Regions from separate parts of the Homo sapiens genome. Here region 1 is linked to region 2. Evidence: read pairs that join two places in POLR2A ChIA-PET (ENCODE). Cell type or tissue: Panc1. All regions are shown on one strand. Links, peaks and the distances in the headings refer to the core of each region. The heading gives the core; the rest is flanking DNA. Region 1 has its middle 6.9 kb from the start of ELMOD1. Region 2 overlaps ELMOD1 (ELMO domain containing 1).

What was found. ChIA-PET counts read pairs that join two places held together with the same protein. Peaks named below come from ENCODE experiments on the same cell type or tissue, not always from the same donor. Only the 100,000 strongest peaks of a DNase experiment are listed, where the experiment ranks them.
Region 1: POLR2A ChIA-PET joins it to region 2 with 6 read pairs; 4 of 35 experiments call an interaction of 5 or more read pairs at or near these places.

The regions. Positions count from the first base shown.
Region 1 is chr11:107,582,791-107,585,610 of GRCh38, forward strand. No RefSeq gene overlaps it. Among named protein-coding and RNA genes, the nearest start is that of ELMOD1, 6.9 kb to the right of the region's middle. In Panc1, for the core only: no CTCF peak of the experiment used is centred there; a DNase peak (open chromatin) is centred at 1,241.
Region 2 is chr11:107,641,868-107,644,687 of GRCh38, forward strand. All of the region lies in intron 6 of ELMOD1 (ELMO domain containing 1), which reads left to right. It also overlaps the pseudogene LOC107984382. Among named protein-coding and RNA genes, the nearest start is that of ELMOD1, 52 kb to the left of the region's middle. In Panc1, for the core only: no CTCF peak of the experiment used is centred there; no DNase peak of the experiment used is centred there.

The sequences.
Region 1 (2,820 bases), core at 177-2,676, 59 kb before region 2:
GAAATTTTCTACCAAATTCTCCACTCACGGAAGAAAATATCTTTAGTTCATGTCCCCAATATTCCATGGAATTATGAATTATGTTTCATTAAGATTGAGCTACTAGCCGCTCTTTAGTGAATTTTTCTGCCATTTTTATGAGAACAACAACAACAACAAAAGCCTTTGCGGGTAATTTTGCAACTTACTTCTCTCACTTGAAGCTGACTCTGCACTGGGATGTTGAGAGTGTGATGGCATTTGTTGTAATTTCTGTTTTTCTCTTGGGTGTTCGTCCTCCTCCTTTCTTATTTTAGGATACCTGTCTACTTTCACATATGAGAGACTCGAGTAACTCAGAACTTTGATCTAGAGATAAGAGTGAAATAGGGAACAGGAAAAATATAATTGAATTCTATTTAACTAAAGCACAATTCTTATTTTCATAAAAGGATAGACATTATAAGTAAAAAAAAAAAAGGCAAATTTGTTCACCTACTGGTGCCTCCTGAGCCTCCAAATTTCTCCCTATTATCACTGGCTGCTTCTCTGCCATTAAAAATTACTGATAATTCTACCATCTACGGTAGTGCCTTCTATACTGGCGCTAAAGAAATACCAGATAAAGTGATCTGACAAGTAAAAAAGGGACTTTAAAAGGGGACTTTATTTCTCTGTACATTCAACAAAATCTCTTATCTCCTTTATTCCGAAGACCATAGAAAACAATCAAGTCAGAGGCTTGTGGGAGCCCCCTATGTCATTTTCATTGAGTTAATATGTAAAGTGCTTAGGATAGTGCCTGGCACATAGTAAGAGCATGTATGTTAGTTATTTTTATCCCTTTTTATTACCTTCAGGTAATTTTATTATTATATTTGGGCTACAACCAATTTTTAGGACCTAAACATGTGTAATCTCTCTAGATATGTGTCTTATTTATAGTAGGCACTCAAGAAATCTTATTGAATTGAAGTAAAGGAAGTTAATCCTGGTGAAGTCATAAATAACGTTTTCGAGTTTCAGAGATGCTTCATAGAAGAAATGCCCTTTCGAGAGTAAAAAAGCAAAGAACAGGTGTTCTAAACACAGCTGTTATGTGGAATTTCAAGAGCTGAAAAGTCAAAACTTTCATGGGCACATTGCTCCAGGCTGCTCTATATTGTGATTAGTACACTTCAATACATGATGCCATGAAATGTAAAGCCACAGACTTTTATGTGACCTACATACTTGTACTGCATGAGTAACAGGGCACTGTCATGATGTGTCACTGAGCTAAGAGTAGGCATGCTCCTTGGTGGAATATTTTTATTGTGTGTAGGAAATTCTGGGACATACTAAAGAAAAATGGATCATAAACACTCCTTCCAATGGGCTCCCATCAGAAAGCTGTTCATATCTCTAGTCCACCATGTACTTCTTTGCATTGTTTATCTGCTTCCATCACTTTCTTCTACTACCAAGCTGTGAGCTTCTTGAAGGCAGTCTCCACATTATTTATCTTCATATCTCCAGTGCTCACCAGAACCTAGCACATAGCACTCAGCAAGTGTTAAATGAAGACAGGATGTCACAGTAATCTTCATCTTTTTCAGTTTCCATAGTAAATAAGCAGGAGAAATGTCTCCATGTATATTTTGTATATTAAAATTTACAAACCAAAAATTGAGATCTATTGTCTGAAACACAATCTGACAGTGAGAGAAAATATTTGAAATCTAGATGATCTCAGAAAATTCTGAACAGATGAATGCCCTATCCATGTGTGAGTTACATTATTCATTTATTCTTCCCTTTCTCTCTCCATCTATCCAGCCATTCACTCACCTATCTGTCCCTCATCATCCATCCATTCATCCATGACTTTATTAAAGGACACCACCAACTCACATTTTCAAAAATATGGAGGAAATTTCTTGCTTTAGACTTATGAAAATAACTGCAAAGTGGCAAGATTACCTTTCTTTGCTTTAGTACAGAATTTGTTGCTAACAGCTCATATAATATAGGATTTTATTCAAATTTATAAAAATATTTAAAAATTTTTTTTCAAAATGTAAACAAAAGGAAAAGAACACATTTTATTACTTTTTAAAATCTTTCTACCACAAGCTGGCAGATTCTAGAAAAAGAGGACTGGCCACAGTGGCTCAGGCCTGTAATCCCAGCACTTTGGGAGGGCAAGGTGGGTGGATCATTTGAGGTCAGGAGTTCAAGACCAGCTTGGACAACATGGCAAAACACCATCTCTACTAAAAAATACAAAAATTAGCTGGGCGTGGTGGTGCATGCCTGTAATCCCAGCTACTTGGGAGGCTGAGGCACAAGAATCGCTTGAACCCAGGAGGCAGAAGTTTCAGTGAGCCGAGATCGTACCATTGCACTCCAGGCTGGGTGACAAAAGTGACAGAATTCTTCAGTTTTGAGATAAAAATAAACTTCTGTTCCATAGGCACAAATAAGCCTTAGTGTTTATGTTTATTGTGAGGTAAATAGTAGAAAGATTAAGTCAAATCATACAATCCTCATGTGGGGTATAAATGTGGATTTTTTGCATTAGAAAATATTTTGGAATAAAACAACCTCACAAATTTGCCATACATACCAGAATAAGAAACTTGTTAAAATGTTGTAATGCCTAATAACTATTGTTAGAATGTATTAGTCGTGTCCTTTCAATAGTTTAATATGACCAAGCCATCTGTTTGAAATGTAATTTTGCCTGAGATTTTGTCTCTAGTTTTTTAATTCTTCTAAACTAAACGTCCAGCAGAATTCTCTTAAATAACTAGGGCCTGATTCAAAGTTTTCACTATATCCACGTTGTTTGCCAAGTAC
Region 2 (2,820 bases), core at 34-2,533:
ATCTAAACTCAGAGGTAAAATCAAAGGAAAACATTACTACCTTTTTAGTAAATGGATTGTATGAGCTTACTCTTTTTTTTTTTTTTTTTTTTTTTTAGATGGAGTCTCACTCTGTCACCCAGGCTGGAGTGCAGTGGTGCCATCTCAGCTCACTGCAACCTCTGCCTCCCGGGTTCAAGCAATTCTCTGCCTCAGCCTCCCAAGTAGCTGGGATTACAGGCACCTGCCACCATGCCCGGCTAATTTTTGTATTTTGAGTAGAGACAGGGTTTCACCATCTTAGCCAGGCTGATCTTGAACTCCTGACCTCATGATCCACCTGCCTTGGCCTCCCAAAGTGCTGGGATTACAGGCCTGAGCCACCGCACGTGGCCCCTCACTCATTTTTTAATAGATGGGTTTGTCTGATGAGGATTATAATCCAATATTTGGTTAGCAGCAATTTTACCAAACTGTAAGTTCTTTTATTAACAGACATTATAAACAGATAATACTAATCTTATTTACTTATTTATTTTTGAGATGGAGTCTCACTCTGTCACCCAGGCTGGAGTGCAGTGGCACGATCTCGGCTCACTGCAACCTCCACCTCCCAGGTTCAATCAATTCTCTGCCTCAGCCTCCCAAGTAGCTGGGATTACAGGCACCCGCCACCACACCCAGCTAATTTTTTTTGTATTTTTAGTAGAGACGGGGTTTCACCGTCTTGGCCAGGCTGGTCTTCAACTCCCGACCTCGTGATCCACCTCAGCCTCCCAAAGTGCTGAGATTACAGGTGTGAGCCACCGCGCCCAGCAATACTAATCTTATTTAAAAATAATGAGTGCCACACTGGTGAATATACAGCTTATGAATAACTTTAAAAAATTTTCCCATTATAAAAGGCAAACACAGCAGACAACTATACTAAACGAAGAAGCTAGAATACAGATACATGATTGATGGGTCTAAAATGATACATACCGTACATAATTAATGTTAATCATGTGATCGTTATATTTTTCTTTGTGATTCCCCTTCATGCTACTTTCTCCAGAAACTGAATTCTGAACTTCCTCTTCTAAAGTTGGTACAATCAGGTTATCCTTGGACATCAAATTTTCTTTTATCACAAACTTAGTGATACAAAATGACACAAAAATGTTTCGTTTTCATATTCATCCAATATCTGGAGTAATAAAAAGAAGCATGTGGCCAGGCACAGTGGCTCACGCCTGTAATCCCAGCAATTTGGGAGGCCGAGACCAGCAGATCACTTGAGGTCAGGAGTTCGAGACCAGCCTGGCCAACATGGTGAAACCCCATCCTGACCAACATGGTGAAACCTCATCTCTACTAAAAACACAAAAATTAGCTGGGCATTGTGGCTGGCACCTGTAATCCCAGCTACTCAGGAGGCTGAGGAAGGAGAATCGCTTTAACCCGGGAAGCAGAAGTTGCAGTGAGCTGAGATCACACCAGTGCACTCCAGCCTGGGTGACAGAATGAGACTCCATCTAGGAAAAAAAAAAAAAAAAAGCATGTGAAAATATTCTGGAAATCTTAAAGTATGCTGGTCCAAGTTTTGCTATAGATGATTCCTTTATACTAACCCTGCTGGGGAAATAGTTACTGCTTTTCAGAAGACACAGCACCATCAAGTCTGTGTCTAGTATAGTCTGTAGTAGAACACTCTTGGAGTTTTATGAGCCACACAAAGAAAACTCCATTGTTCAGTTGCTGTCATTTGAGTACAAGTATCTGGACGGCATTCAGTCTGAAGTTTGACAGCAAGTCCATTTAGCTCAAGGCAGAATTACCTTAAATGTTCATACTTCCATATACCTGCATCTTGGCCTTCAGGTGGCTCAAGATTTTTGTCAGTATTGGAGCAATCTTGACTCTTATGTTCTGTTGCGTATACTGCTGAACAGCTAGCGTACTGTCCATTTCATCAAAAGAATCGTCAGGCCAGGTGCCCAGCCTGGTCCACCTCAGCATTGCCATGCCCTCTGCCATCACCACAGTGCCATCATCTGAAGATTAACAACTTAATTAAGAACACTTTTTAGCCATTTGTCTAGCCTTTCATGATCCATAAAATTATTAAAATGAAATTTCTTTTTAAAGCATTTTATTATTCAGGCCAGGCACGGTGGGTCATATCTGTAATCCTAGAACTTTGGGAGGCCGAGGCAGGTGGATCACTTGAGGTCAGGAGTTTGACACCAGCCTGGCCAACATGGCGAAACCCTGTCTCTACTAAAAAATAAAATAAAATAAAATAAAAAATACGAAAATGAGCTGGGCATGGTGGTACACACCTGTAGTCCCAGCTACTTGGGAGGCTGAGGCACAAGAATCCCTTGTACCCAGGAAGCAGAGGTTGCAGTGAGCTGAGATCATGCCACTACACTCCAGCCTGGGCGGCAGAGTGAGACCCTGTCTCCAAAGAAAAAAAAAAAAAGCATTTTATTATTCAAATGTTTTACTAAGCATTTAATAAGCATCCCACGCTATAAGCATTCACCCAATGAGTAAGGTTTGTCACCCACCTACGGAAATGAAGCGCCTGCTTTTGCCATCTTGCTGCACTCACTCGATGAAACAAGATATATATATATATACTTTTTTTTCTTTTTTTTTGAGACAGAGTCTCGCTCTGTAGCCCAGGCTGGACTGCAGTGGCACGATCTCGGCTCACTGGAGGCTCCGCCTCCCGGGTTCACGCCATTCTCCTGCCTCAGCCTCCCGAGTAGCTGGGACTACAGGCGCCTGCCACCACGCCCGGCTTATTTTTTGTATTTTTAGTAGAGACGGGGTTTTACCGTGTTAGCCAGG